3 separate regions of the Mus musculus genome follow, and all the other regions are linked to region 2. The links are chromatin loops, found by intact Hi-C in ENCODE. Cell type or tissue: heart. All regions are shown on one strand.

Region 1 (5,000 bases), 1.0 Mb before region 2:
GTTTTGGCCACCTGTGTGGCCTGTGATATTTCTGTGATGGTTCTGTATTGATGAGGGGCCTTTTTCCCCTTTGCTTTTTCTGATGTTCAGGTCTCAGGTGAGACCCTTGTGAGTGTTTCCAAGGTACTCTACCAACCCAGTAGTCTCTCCAGCACAAGCTAAGTCAGACTTTTTAAGTAGCTGAGAAACTATGTAGAGATTAAACTACTGGAGAGAAGTGTGGTTATTTTTACTACATCCAGCTGAAGAGATTGGTGGGCTGGGACATTTGAATTTCTTTTCATACGGGGCAGTATTTTTTATCTTCTCTAAGCTAAGCACATACTAGTTCCTAATTTTGATGATTTAGTCTTTACAATGCTGGGTGATGGAGCAGCCCCAAAACACACACACACACATGCTTGTTTTCTTCAAGAGTTACAATTTCCAAGTTGAGAAATGAAACTGTAATGTTGATATTCATTAGTTGAGCCCTCTGGTAAACATGTTTCTTGTCCTGTCCAATGCTCTCGGTTCAAAGAAGAAACTCATTAACTGGCCCTTTGTGCTTTAACTTTTACCTAGACAGAAGTATGGTGTGATGGCACTGTCATCCCCCTTAGATGTCTTGATTTGCCTGTGGGTGCTCACTCTGCCCCTGTTCCTCTAAAGAAACAATGGCCTTTGGCGTGCCAAGGTCTTCACTTCCCTCCTGCTTGCCTTGTCAGTCATGTGGTTTCTCCCTTGCAAATCTCTTTGCTCCAGTCATTCCTTCAGTGGGTGTTTGTTCAACTGGAGCCCCCCTCCCCCCACAAGCCTTCCTCACGCAGGCTCTGCCCCTTAGAGTACAGAGGCTTGGTTCCTCTTTTGTCCCTTGACAGATCCTTCCCCTCAGGATGACATCTGTGTTTCTGCCCACCACCCTCCTCTTGGCCACGTTACCAAAGTGAGTTTGCCGTGGCTTCTCCCAGTGTCCACGTAGACACAGCCCAGACAGTCACCATGCTTTACCTATCCATAGCATCCAGAGGTAGTGAAGCTGACAACTAAGAATAGCCATCACATACATATAAATTTTATTCGAGATTTGTGCGGTTATACAATTGATACTTCTTGACAACACTGCTTGTTATATAGCACCTGCCTGTGACAGGGAAGACTGAAGACATGTTACAGAGGAAAGGCCTGAGGGCTGAAGAGAGACGGAAAGTCTGTCTGTGTGAAGCCGTGGTCCTGCTTTGAAAGTGATGGAGGACACTGCCTTTCTTATCTAAGTGTTGGCCTGTGCGCTTCCTTGGGGACAGCCTCCTAATTGAACTCGGATGTGAGAGCTAAGCAGCTTGCACCATCAGCTGCCCCTGCCGATCTCTGTGTGTCCTAATGAGCTCTGCTGATTGAGAGCTGGTCCTGTTTAATCCTGGGAGAGCCCAGGAGTCTGTCTGAGCTTTGCTGAGCTGCTGTGACCCAGTTAAGTGAGGTTCTTAAAAGGACATGGGGGGGGGGTGGGAGGAAAAATCCAAAAATGTTGATGTAAGTCCAAGACACCTGTCAATTTTGTTCTCAAGGAAACATTAAATTATTCTTCATGTCTACAACTAAGTAAATTCCCTGCTTCCTTTGCAAATGGTATTTGAACAAAATATTTGATTGTGTTGGATAATTTGTGGACATTAGAATTGGGCCTAACAGTAAGCACTCTGTAGTGAAAACATTGTGATTTTTCTGAGAGCTTTTTTTCTTTAGATCCAGGGGTTTCTTCATTCTCGCTAGACTGTAAATGTATTGTTCTATCATCTATGGCTGCGAGCTGGGAAAGTTTCACCTGTATAGGCATTTGTTTGCTTTTTTCCTCACTAGAGGGACAGTATGATTTTGTGTCCGTTTACAGAAATTGCATATACTATAAATTCTAGCACACCATCAATATGCTTGGCATAAGATTTAGACTCTTGTGATCATTTTATTTAGTCAACACCCACCCCTCCCCAAGAAACACTTCTAATTCATATAGATATTTGATATGAAAACCATGTTGTGATTTTGAAATTCTTTCCTGTCTGCCTATGCATCTGCCACATGTGTGTGGGTAGATGCATGCAGGGGTCAGAAGAGGGGATTATATCACTGGGAATGGAGTTCCAGGTGGTTATGAGTGAGCACTATTAATCACTGAGCCATTTCTCCAGACCCTTAAATTATTTTCTAATTAAAAAAAAGTTATTTAACTTTATTTAATGTGTTTGGATGTTTTCCTTGCACAAAGTTTATGTGCCATTTGCATGCAGTGCTCAACTAGGCCAGAAGAGGGCAGCAGAGTCCCTGGAACTGGAGTCCCTCCTTAGCTGTCATGTGGATCTGGGAATTGAAACCAGGTCATCCAGGAGGGCATCCAGAGCTTTTCACTGCAGAGCCATCTTTCTTCCCTTGGAGTTATTTTCTGATAGAAAGGAAATACTGTTCATTATGATATTCCACAGAAGTGTTAATTGAATTGATTCCGATGTAAAAATGATCCCACACCAATTGTTGTTGTTTTTGTTTCCTAAGTGTCCATTACACATGTAAGCTATTTGCAAGCCCTTCCTCTTCCCTGTGGAATACAGTACAACTTATGGACAGAGTAGGGCTAATACGGACACACTCTTGGTATTGCTGTTGTTTGTGGTGAGATTTCATGTATCACAGGTTGACTTCCAACTCACGGTATAGCTGACGATGACCTTGAACGTCTGCTAAAATACCAGTACCCATAACATTTTGTTATTTGTTCCCCTTTTAGTGTGTGTGTTGCATGTATATATGTATGTCTGTAAGTGATAGGTTTATTTCTCTGCTGCCAGTGAAATGAGCCAATTCAAGCCAGATTGCATCGTATTAAAGGCAGGTGTACTGGGAAGTTACTCCCTGGCAAGTTCACTGGCTCTAAGGATTGAAGCCAGGGGAGTCACCATAGGGAGAGGGGAAAGAGAGAAAGGACTTGTGTGCAGAGAGAGAAGAGGAGGAGGAGAAGGAGGAAGAAGAGAGAGAGAGAGAGAGAGAGAATATGAATCGCAAAATGTCTGAATTATATAGAGTAGCGCTTCTGGGGAAGGTCAGCCTAGACCCTGGGTGGGAAAGTTCAAGGCTGGGGCAGGGCATGCCAGGTAGGGACTGTAGGGACTGAGGGACACTAGGAGAACCTTGGAGGCCAGGTCTGCTTTGATAAAACTTGTACCTTAGTCCCTTGTCCAGGGTCTAAAACCATGCAGTATGAATGCATTTGTGTAGGTATGTGTGCACGTGTATATGGAAGTCAGAGATTGATGTTGTGTCTTCCTTTCTTGCACACTCCTACACACACACACACACACACACTTACTTTATTTTACCCAGGCAGATGCATACTCTCACTTAACCAAGAACTGTTGGATCTGACTAGTCTAGTTGGCCAATCTGTCCAATGCATGGATCCTCTGTCAGCCTCCTGAGTGCTGGAATTGCAAACAAGCCACCAGGACAGTTTGACTTTCATGTGGGTTCAGAGAATACAGCCAGAGTCTTCATGCACTTTGCCCACTGAATCATCTCCCCGGTTCCACTCTGATACTTTTTCACTTTTAAATGATCTCCTGTATCTCTGGGTGACCTCGCAGTGGCTGTGGCATCTTCTGGTCCACCATCACCTCTTAAAGGTGTTTTAAAGATGTAGGTGGATTTTTTTTTCACATATGATCAACTCATAGTTTGAAAGTTGGACATTACTCGTGGGTGTGGAAATACAAACATCTCTCCCAAAGACCCGTCTCCCTCCTTCCCACAGGAAGGCACAGTTGGAGGCCGTGTGTTCTTTCAAATGGTACCATGCCTTCAGGAGCAAGTAGAGGGTGGCTTGTCGTGTTGTTTTTTGAAATAATACCTCGTAGGTAGCTCTGGCTGGTCTTGAACTCAGAAAGATTGGCCTTTGAAACTCAGTACCATTTGAGAAATGTTAAATATTCAGAATTTGCATGCATCAAATCAGACTTTTTATGGAAGAACTTTTTCAACTTTGACTTTCGATCCTTCTTGTACTTAAATCTCAGTCATTGGACTTTCTTCTCTCTTGAATCTAGAGTTGTGCTAACTGTCCCTAAACCTTCTCCCCCTTGCTGTCTGTTTCCATATTTAAATCACATAGGCTTGACATTTTTATTCTTCTTTTTACTAGAATTGTTCTGTTTCTCTTCCCCCCCCTCCCACCTCTGCTTGTTATTAGGGGTCATTTGTTTTGGGTGAGATTTGATGAAGAATAGATAAAGTTCTGGAGACCCGGGTGGGGCTCTTTAAAGTCCAACAGCTCTTCAAATTACACTTTTGGAAAAAGATGCAGAGGGCATCTGTGACTGTAACCCAGGGTTTTATACATGCTGAGAACACAGCCTGCAGCTTAGCTACACCCCATAGAGGTGTTTTTAATTAGGTCCTCAGTATTATTTTAGGTACATATATCCTATGTGAACAAATTAGAACACCTTCGATCCTCCTGTTATATCAATGCTGGGGTAAGGTGCTATTTTAATCTATTTTTGTGTTAACAGCATTTTTATCTGGAGACCTCAGACCATGCGTTATACAATTGCACGGAAAGTGCGTGTTTGGAGGAATTAAACATTAAGGACTGGCACCGTTGTCTTGCCAGCCGTGCACTCTGTGCTGTCTTGATACATAGATTCTTTAAAAAGGACTTCTCTCAAGGAAGGAAGAAGGTGGGATGCTCTTGGGACCTTGAGAATTTTGATGCAGGAATGGTAGAGTTGTCAATGTATTCCCTTTGTTATCTCCTGTGTGATTCCAGACACACACCGCCTACTCTTAGATTTTCATCACACACTGAAGAAGTACTGGGCAGTGAGTGACAATCCTCGGTCTGGAAGGTGGCCCAGCATCCCACACCCCAGAGTCTGAGGCAAAAGGATCAGGACTTTGGGGCTAGCCTTAGCTACAAAGGGAGAAAGACTCTTTCTCATACAAACAAACAGTTATCTGCCTTTATGTGGTGTCGG
Region 2 (5,000 bases):
GGAGTCCAGCAGTCCACATTATCTTATTACACTGTCACTTTCTCAGAAGTCACAGATTAAAGTGCTCTGGTATGGTACCAACCCCACCTCACTGTCTTCTGAAGTGACTATCTGTCGACTGTTTTATTTCTCTCTCCTAACAGATGCCATGGTGGCTACACAGAGCTGGAGTGACTTAATGAGCTGGGGGGTGGGGCTGAGGGGGTCACTCTCCAAGATTTCTGCACAAAACAAAATAATGCCAGAGCCTCTGCAGAATCACACCACTGAGCTGGCTAACGTCATTAGCTGAGATTCTGAGCGTTGGTTGCAACATTAGTTCTTCTTGAAGACCTAAAGCTTTTAAAAACCAATGGGAAGCGAATCTGTAGGACCAACCCACTCCAATCTAAGAAACAGCCAGAAACATCTAGCAATTGGAGAAAACAACATAATTTATATTGTCTTCTTTTTAATTTATGGGAAATGACTTCTGTAATGCATGTAGCTTTATGCATTTTTGATGTGCACTTCATCTTTCATTTCCATTTGACCTGGTTTTCCTGTAATAAAATTCCTTAGATTTATAAATTCATGCTGAGAGCAAAGAATGCCATTCTCTTTCCACAGGGAATCTATTAGATGTAATATTAAAATCTATATATACCATTACTGGATGTTTGTGATTGATAGGCTTATACATTTCAATATTTCATACCTGTACTTCCTACATAGTTTATGCACCAAATTTTTATTGCCTAAAATTAAGCATCAATAAATGGGGTGGCATTTGCAGGCTGTGGCTCTCCTGTGCGAAACCCATAATAGAGAGTGACAGTAGCGATCTATGCTGAATTGTAAACCAGCCCAGAGTCTGGTTTATTTAGCTATTAGAGAGTCACTCCAGCATTTGAGGTTTTGTAGTGGTGGTGGTTTGTTTTTCAGTAAAGGTTGAAAACTGGAGAGCTTTTCTTTCCTGGGATGTGAAGACATAGCTCACCATCTGTGATACCCAGACCTCAGTGGCCGAGGCTTCCCCTAACATTTAGTAATTAGAATTAATGCTGTGTGGCTATTTATTTTTCTTTCTGCCCCATTGCTTTGATCTGGTCTCCAAGGCTGAACAACTTGGATAAGTAAAGCCGAGTTCTTTCTGCATCACCAGCTGCACTTTGTTCTCTGCTGATTTGAGTCTCAAAAGCAGAGATAACTCAAAATCACTTAGATTTACAGGCAGATAAAACAACAACAAAAGGAGGTTAGGCTTCAGGCCAATCAAAGTCCTGGAAGACAGTCCCCACTGGTCAATGACACTGACCAGGCTTATCATCAAAAAGCCACTTGCAAGGAGTGGCACAGCATCTTTTAGGCACCTTCCACTTAGAGCGGTTCCTTAATGTGATTACACTTCTTGGAAGATAATTAAGTCTAGCAGGAGCTCCCAGGGGGCTGTGTTAACATCAATTGAGGGGGTTTAATGTTTTTAATGCTAGAAGACCTCTTTCTTTGGAAGGAAGTTTGGGTGTGAGGGAAAAGCATCTCAGATCACAGTAGGCTTTCTGTGGATGTGGTGCTCCTGCAGATTAAAGAGTGTTCCTTAGTGGTGTGGTGTACTTTGTGTCTAGGGTCACACGGAGGGTTTATGGGGGACACTTTGGAGTTCTCTTAACTGACAGAATGTTTGCTAATTGTCAATACACATGTAAAGCTAGAAGACTCAACTGGTTGCAGGGAAGAGATCTGCTAACATGTCATTTTTGTTGCAGACAAATGTGGCGGGACCATAAAAATCGAAAACCCAGGGTACCTCACATCTCCCGGTTACCCTCATTCTTACCATCCAAGTGAGAAGTGTGAATGGCTAATCCAAGCTCCGGAACCCTACCAGAGAATCATGATCAACTTCAACCCACATTTCGATTTGGAGGACAGAGACTGCAAGTAAGTGAGGGAGTTTGAACAGGGCGCCATAGCACCATCTAGTGGTCATGAGTATCCGTGCTGAGAAAGTAAATGAGCGGGTCCGGATGAGCTCAATTGTGAGTGGTGTGGAAATGAAGTTACAAGTGGCTGAGTTCACCCAATATGTCAGGCTGTGTTTAAATGTTTGTCCTCCTTCTGTTGACACGTTTGGTTTGGGAAATCTTTTGTTAAGAAATGTGTGGTGTGTGGTTCTTTCTGGAAAGGGTTTTGAGAAAAGGCTTGTGTTTTCTTAAGTATTGTGGGTCACCAGTATACATGATCTGCAGATGGTGGAGTCGGGTGTTTTTTAAACAAATCTGTGGCGCATTTAATGATTTTTAGAAGATTTCTCATGGCTGGGGACTATAGCTCTGTGGCAGGAGCTACTCCAGCACTCTGATCTGAAAGATTGTATCGAGTTTGACATGAAAAAAGCAAGTGAATTAAAGGGTTTGTTATTATCGCTATTTTGTTTGGTTGGTTGATTGTTTGATAATTTGTTTGCAACAGGGTCTCACTATGTAGCCCCAGATGTCCTGGAACTCATTTTGTTGTTCTGGGTGGCTTTGATCTTAGAGATCCACCTGTCTCTGCCTCCCAAGTGCAGACATTTGCTAGTGTGCTGAGCTTAAGCAAGAGTTTCAAATATTAGGTTAATTGTGGACATGTTTATGAATATGACTTTTTAAAATGCATAAATGCAATGAGAATTTAGGTGTGTATCGGGTTAGAGTCAATCTGCCTTACCTGTCTGTCTCTTTCAACTTGAAGTTACTAAATATTGGTCTATGAAAAGTTTCATTATCCCAGTAACATTTTACTGTAGAGACCATCTAAATGATGCCCATACACTTTAAATGGAAATCCTGGTTGTAGATGTGGTATTTCTGCTTTTGCATTGTATGAGGTGGACTTCATAGCTCAATGCTCTCCACATCCAGGACAACCTCTTAGTGTCTTGCCCACATGATCCCATATGATTTCACTCTGAAGTACTTTAAGGGAGTTAGGTCTCCAGTTTGAGCTTGAATAGTAATCTTGATGAAGACATGGGCCAATTCTTACTTTGAACTTAGCCGTGTTGGAGACATTTTGAATGGTGAAAGCTGCTCTGTTTCATACTTTTATTCTTTTGTAGAGAACAGAGTGATATGAAAACATTCCCACATGCACAAAGGATTCAGAAATCTGTTGATTTTGTAGTGTGGTGACAACCAGATTTCCATAGTCAGGCTATCAAGATTTCTACTTTATTCAGCTTTATTCATTGTCTAGTGAATTAACAGAAACCTATAGACAGAGGATGCATCTGTGAATGATTGACATACAGGCCTGCATTCTGATTCCAGTTTATTCAAGTCCCAGCATTGGGTTGACTTTTATTTTGTCTCCCCTCCCCCCCTTTGGAAGCAGAGGACTGAACCCAGGGCTCTACCTTGGGCTAAATCCCCAACCGCTAGATTGTAGAATTAATAGTGTTCCAGTGCCTTCTAGAAAACAGGGCATTGTTTCAAATATGTTGTTGTTTGGAAGTTCTGGGGGTCAAATCTAGGGCTTCATGCATGCTAGGTAAGGGCTCCATCACTGAGCCACACCAGACTTATTAATATTCTTTGTAGTGATTATTATAGTGCTAATAGTGTAAATAACTTTGAAACTGTGTTGTTGTATATCTTTTTACATCTTGACAATCTGCTATAGGAGATATTTTCAAGAAACTCTGGCAACACATGCTTCCCTTCAAAATAAAGTATTCTTAGATTTCAATAAGCTCACATTTACCGATTTCTGACCAGGAAAGTATGACCAGGTAACTGTGTGACAGAATGAAGTCCTCTGAGTAGTCCTAGTCATCAGAGGTGGTGTGGTAACAAACATTCATCAGCCATGCTGAGGAGGAAGCAGATCAGGTCCTGGATTGGGATTTTGCTCATTTTCATGTCTCAATCGTTCCACCTGTGGACATTTTCCAACTTCTTGTGTGACATCACCTCATATACACTTGCAAAAAAAAAAAAAAAAAGGAGGAGGGGAATGTGTATACAGCAATGGTTCTGAGAGCTGGCGCATGCTGAGCCCAGGACATCATGCAGTAGAAGCTTGGGAGCAATGCTAACTGATAAACTCTATGTGTAGATAGTGCTTTTATGTCTCCTCCCCCACACAGTATGTACACTAACACATGCATACACAGGCTGCCTCAAGAAACTGATGGTGGAAAATGATGTATGGGAAACTTTACATAGTTATTTGTCATGATACAGGGTAGGATGTGACAGGAAAGGAGGACCACCTATTTTGTTCATTTCCTTCTTTAAAAAAAAAAAAAGACAATCAGGGGCTGGCAAGATGGCTAAGTAATTGAAAGTACTTGCTGCTAAGCCTGAGTGACTGCATTCAATCCCTGGGAGACAAATGAATGAAAGAGGAAACCTATTGCTACAAGTTGTCCTCAGGCTTCCTCACATTCACTGTGGGACAGGGGCAGGCACACATGCACACACATACGTTGTACACACTTTAAGCTTTAAGAAAAGGTTGCTTCCATGAAGATTATGTGGTGGTGAGATTTGGGGAGGTTTGTTTATAAGTTTTGTTTGCTGTAGAATAAAATGATCTCTTAATCATCACAGTTCAGGCTCCGTGCCCTAGAAGAAGCCACCAGCATTTAAAAGCTGATTATTCACTCTGGTGAAGGCAGGAGTATTCTGCTCATGGGAAATGCCTTTGTGCCTCATTCTAAAGTGTAGCCACGTTACCTTTTTCACAATGAAAAACTTCAAAATGTTACAGGGAAAGCACCTTAAGAATGGCCTCCCTTCCCCCCATCTTTCCAGATCATACATGGCTTCTGGTCATTGTTACAATTAGTGCTGTTCATTGAGATGTGCTCAGAGGCACAGCCTCATCTGCAGGTGCTCATAATTCTCTGAGAAGGTGGAACACGCAGAGATTCTTAAAGAAATAGCCTGCATTGTTTCGTCTTCTGACTGTATGAGAGCATTTATGAAACTGAGTTCAGTACATCACCCATCACTTTCCCTGGAAGCACTATAGAC
Region 3 (5,000 bases), 400 kb before region 2:
CCTCTGAAGCTGTAAACCATTCCCAGTTAAATTTCTTTAAAACAGTTGCCTTGGTCATGGTTTTTGTTCACAGCAGTAAAACCCTGACTAAGACAGTGTTTGAGGGTACAGTTCACCATGGATGACTAGGGCATGGCAGAAGAAGCATGAGGCAGCTGGTCACATGGCATCCACAGTCACGAATCAGGGAAAGATGAACACCAGTGTTCAGTACACTTTGTCCACTTCAGAACCTATCCAGTGAGATGGTTCTGCCATAATTCAGTGTGCATCTTCCTTTTTCAAATAAGAGAACTTCCTCATAGTTATGCCCAGAGATATGTCTGTAAATCCAATTGAGTTGACAATTATGATTAACCTTCCATGAGAGATATTAAGGTTAAGGGAGCTGATGAGGGTGGGACTTTAGTCCTATTAAGAGTGGTATCTCTGTAAAAAGAGGGGACAGCAATAGGGATGCATGAACATAGAGGAGAGCCCTTGGAGGATACAATGAGAAGGCTGAGCTGTGAGGAGAAGGTCACACCCAGAAACAACCCCAACACACCTTGATGTGAGCCCCAATCTTCCAGTACCTGGATAGTAAGTTTTTGTTTTCCCTGTGATAGCAGAGATCCCTGGTACTGTCTATGCTACCCTCCAAATGCTGAGGGTGGTGGAACGAGCTGGATCATGCAGTTGTTGTGAGCATGTGCATTTTCTTATTCTGTGTTATGGAGCAGGCATGTAGGGTGGGGAGGGGGGATGTATTTGGATAAATATGTGTATATGGAGGCCAGAGGTCAACTTTGGGTGTAATTCCTCAGGTGCTATCTATCTATCTATCTATCTATCTATCTATCTATCTATCTATCTATCTATTTATCTATCTATCTATCTGCATACCACTATCCACAGGGATCCAAGGGGCTCTGGCCTGGCTGGAGTGATATCTGGTGGGACTGGCATGAATTTGGTGATTGGATATGTCATTATCTAACAAGCCAGAGGAAATAATGGTGTAATGAACATCAACCAATAGCTAAAATGGCAGGCAACCCTTGCATTGGCTGTGCTACCTCAGGGGTGGCAAGAACAAGTAACCCTAGCATTGGCTTTCCTGCCTCAGGGGTGGCAAGAATAGCATTGGCTGTCCCACCTCAGGGACAGTGAGAACAAGTCACCCTCACATTGGCAGTCCCTTCTCAGGGACTGGGAAAATAACTCCTGAGCAATCAGAAGGAGTCAGGTCTGGGTCTGGATCCCCAGCAACAATCAGGAATTTGCCTTGTTTTGATTTAGCATTTGTGTTAATGCATTCAAGTATGTCTGAGAATATGAAAATGGCACCTGGTGTGCTCTGAGAAAATGCTTCTGTGCTTCAGGAAGAGGCAATGAGGGGAGACAGGGGCTGAACCTCAGGCTTCATTGAAGATCATTGAGGATAAACACCTTTGGTTTCTAAGAATAAAACAAAGCCAATGGGAGGAAGCCAATACAGATGCACAGACTTTCTGACAGGTAACGTGCACCTTAAGGAAATCCTATCCACAGGAGTTTCTTTGGAGATATTTTTTGAACCAAACCAGGTCTTTATTACATAACTGTGCTTGTATGCAAATTCTTTACACATACTTGAGCATGCCCACACATGTGCATACACACACACATAACATGCATGTGCTCACATGCACATAAATCTAACTTCAAATGCTTTCATTCATAGGTTTAACTTTGCTGATATGTCAAGGCCGTCAAACGGTAGATATTGCTTTTGGAATTATGTCTGCCTGAGCAGAGCACATTCAGGCCATTCTGCAAGAGTACATGGAAGGCAACAATGTTATCTTCAAACTCCTTGAAGCAATTGCTCCACTCTAGGCCTGACACCAGCACCTTTTCCTTTGTGTAACTGACACCTGGCACCTCACATAGTTAGCTTATGACACAAGAACAAGCAAGGCAGGAAGGACCCTTCTCCTTGGAAGACCTGAGGATGACACATACATATGCTGAGAAAAGCCATTAGGTTACTTTAAACATATAATGTCTTAGGCACTTTCCTTGTTGTGGCCCAATAGCTGTCAAGGGAAGAGGATATTTGGGGGTCTTGGGTGTAATAATGCATTCCCTCATGGCAAGGAAGGGATGGAGCCAGGCATTTGAGTTAGTTGGTCATTTTGCGTTCATGTCAGTTATTAAGCAGGGCAGGTACTTTTCATAGGTAGCCTCCTTTGTACCTTTATTTTAGATAAAACTTCATAGTACAAACTGGGCATGCCCAGGCACATGCTTATAAACTGAGCATGCTTAGGAATGGCCTATCTCTATATGAATATGTCTACACAACCACCACCACCAACCCCACCACTCCCACCACCCCCACTACCCCTACCATCCCCACCACCCCCACCACGCCCACCAGCACCACCACCCCCAGGAAAATTGCCATGCTTAGTCAGTTCATAATATTGCTTTGGAAAGAACTCTCAGTATTCCTTGCCTCTGTAGGTAAGAAATCTTTCTCCATGCATCTTTATCCTGGTTGTGTTTATTTTGGCTTTGAACTCACTAAGATGTGAATTCACTGAGTTGGATTGTGTTTGTGGTCTGGAGACAAAGAGCAGACAGGAAGTGGGGCTCGGTGATAAGATCTCAAGCCCTCCCCCAAATGACTCACTTCCTCCAACCAGGCTCTATCTCCTAAAGCTTCTAGGACCTTCTAAAACAGTGCTTCAAGCTGGGGATCAAGCATTCTTTGGAGGATACTTCACATTCAAGACACAGCATGCAGCATTTCCTAGACTTGCATCAAATCTAATAAAGAGAGATAAAATGATTGTTTTTTTTATTTGCTTGTTAAAAAATATCCAGAACTTATCATCTTTTCATTTCATTTCTTTCTTTTGTTTTGCCTAACCCATTCAGCTTATGAAATTTTAGTCTATATTGTCCCTGTCACCTCTATTAGAAGTCATCACCCATGAAGAGATAACTGTCACACCGGCCATTTTCATTTCCTTGCTCATTTTACAAATACATGGGTGAATCTGACCGGTGTGGCTAAGATGTATTGTGAGTAAAGGAGAATTTACAGTAGTGTCTAGAGGACAAGTGGCTCCCTGACCCTCTATCCAGGGCTGAGAAATTCAAAACCCCCGAAAACCAAACCAAACCAAACCAAAAAACCAAAACAACATCAAAAAAACCAAACCAAACCAAAACCCTCAGCTTTACTGGTAAGTAAGTGGAAGGGGACCATACGGATCCGTGAACTCACTTTACACTGAAAATACACATTCTGGTTCAGCTAGGGTTATAAGCATTCAGTTGAGTTTTCAGGTGCACCAGGGAAACTCCATGGCCTGCAGAGCTCTCTTCGGACAGATTAATACATTACTAAATGCTCACTGGAGCTCTGCCAAGAGGGATATAAACAGCAAAAGGACTCACTCTATGAGTATCTGTCTTTTTGCCAAATCGTACACGGAAAATGTATTTAAGGGAAAAAAGTGATAGGAGGAGGATGTGTTTTTATTACATGTATGCTCATCAAATCCCAGCTCTGGAAAACCCATTAAAAACAACACGAAGTATTTAAAATCAGCAGCAATCACTTTGGTTAGTTACTGATTTACAAGATTAAAAACATTTTGAACTGAAGAGGAAGGTATATTAATAAACACTGGATCCTGGAACAATCCTCAATGATTAGTGTCAGGTCTTTCCAGAGTGGGGTTCATCCTTCAGGGAAGTGAGAAGGAGGTGTTAATATTTGAGGAGTCCCTAGAAACTGAGTGGAGTGCTTAACCCTTGAGTCCTTAAGATGACCAGTGCTAGGTTTTAGCTTGCTAAGCTCCTGTAAAGCCACGTCTCAAGCTCTGTTTACATCATGAGAACCTGCCTGGTCTGTAGGAGAGGTGTGCTCTATGTGCTCTGTCTGTTCAGTTTTGTCTCTTGGTGTAAAGTGTAAAGGTTGGTAGAGGCTCAGGAACCCCCATACCAAGTTCTCAGCACAAAGAGGATTTGTTTGACCCAGAAGGACAAAAAGCAGGGAATAAGAGACAGAGACAGGAGATAAAGGATGGGGAAGAAGGAAAGGGGACAAAGGAGAGGAGGCAGAGATATTTGTCCTGGAGTCAGAACAAAGGACGACTTCTGGATAGAGAGGAGGCAGACCTGGCCTGTAAGCAAATGGTGGCTTATAAAGGTACAACAGGAAATCCCATGTTACAATAAGGTTTTAAATTTTGATTAGGCATGCTAATTAGGGCAGACAACGGAGGCATTTATTGTTGGACTTCAATACTTTGATAGCTGAACCTGGGTAGTCAGCCTCAGCAGGAGGAAATGGTCAAATGAAGGTATAATCCTTCACGGCTAGCTTTAAGAATGTAATCAGTTGGCTTTTAGTAGGACAGAGGGAATAGAGAAGAAGGGCAAGGCCTGTTAGTGCCATGTTTGCCAAATTTGCCATGTTTGCCACACTCAGGCTGGCCAGAGTCCCTCCACTAGAAACTCTCAACACCATAGAACTTAGAGCAGGGACAAGTGCCCAGGCATGACTCAGCATATCCAGGTCTTACCCTCTGGAGTGCTCATCTATACTTGATTTGTCCTTATTTGTACTTATCCTGCTCTAAGATTTCAGAGGAAAAACAGCTGTATTTTCTCAGCAATGGAGCTTTGTTGGTCTATGTTGTAAATAGCTATGGCAACTCTGTAACAAACTCACATAGAAAGGGAAGACAGTAGGCTGTAGTCAACCTTCAAGAATAAATGCCTGAGTTGAGCATGTTCTTATGAGACAGAGGTAGAATCACGTGTGCAGGTTATCCTTAACTACACGGCAAACTTAAAGCCAGCCTGGATGATGTAAGACCCTATCTGAAACAAACAACAAACATAACTCAAACAACAACAAACAAATAAAGAACACAGCGCTTGAATAAACCATGCAGTTTCATGCCATGTAGGGTGCAGGACCAACAAAGCCTAACCTGTTGAGTGTTTCACACTGG

What was found. Hi-C counts contacts between places; a loop is a spot of excess contacts. Peaks named below come from ENCODE experiments on the same cell type or tissue, not always from the same donor. Only the 100,000 strongest peaks of a DNase experiment are listed, where the experiment ranks them.
Region 1: it touches region 2 in a loop (4-fold over the local background); 23 of 42 quality-filtered maps call a loop at or near these places.
Region 3: a loop joins it to region 2, with 2.8 times the contacts of the local background. A loop is called at or near these places in 3 of 42 quality-filtered maps.

Annotation. Positions count from the first base shown.
Region 1 is chr8:127,329,652-127,334,651 of GRCm38, forward strand. The region is part of intron 5 of Pard3 (par-3 family cell polarity regulator); the gene reads left to right. Among named protein-coding and RNA genes, the nearest start is that of Gm9909, 120 kb to the right of the region's middle. In heart, a CTCF peak has its summit at 2,280 (motif pointing right); a DNase peak (open chromatin) is centred at 1,310.
Region 2 is chr8:128,361,474-128,366,473 of GRCm38, forward strand. Nrp1 (neuropilin 1) reads left to right here. Exons shown (of 17, transcript NM_008737.2): 2 at 1,746-1,920. Among named protein-coding and RNA genes, the nearest start is that of Mir1903, 4.7 kb to the left of the region's middle. In heart, CTCF peaks have their summits at 1,959 (motif pointing left) and 2,163; DNase peaks (open chromatin) are centred at 208 and 1,958; H3K4me3 peaks cover 2,870 bases; H3K27ac peaks cover 1,388 bases.
Region 3 is chr8:127,960,426-127,965,425 of GRCm38, forward strand. No RefSeq gene overlaps it. Among named protein-coding and RNA genes, the nearest start is that of Gm32590, 160 kb to the left of the region's middle. In heart, no CTCF peak of the experiment used is centred here; no DNase peak of the experiment used is centred here.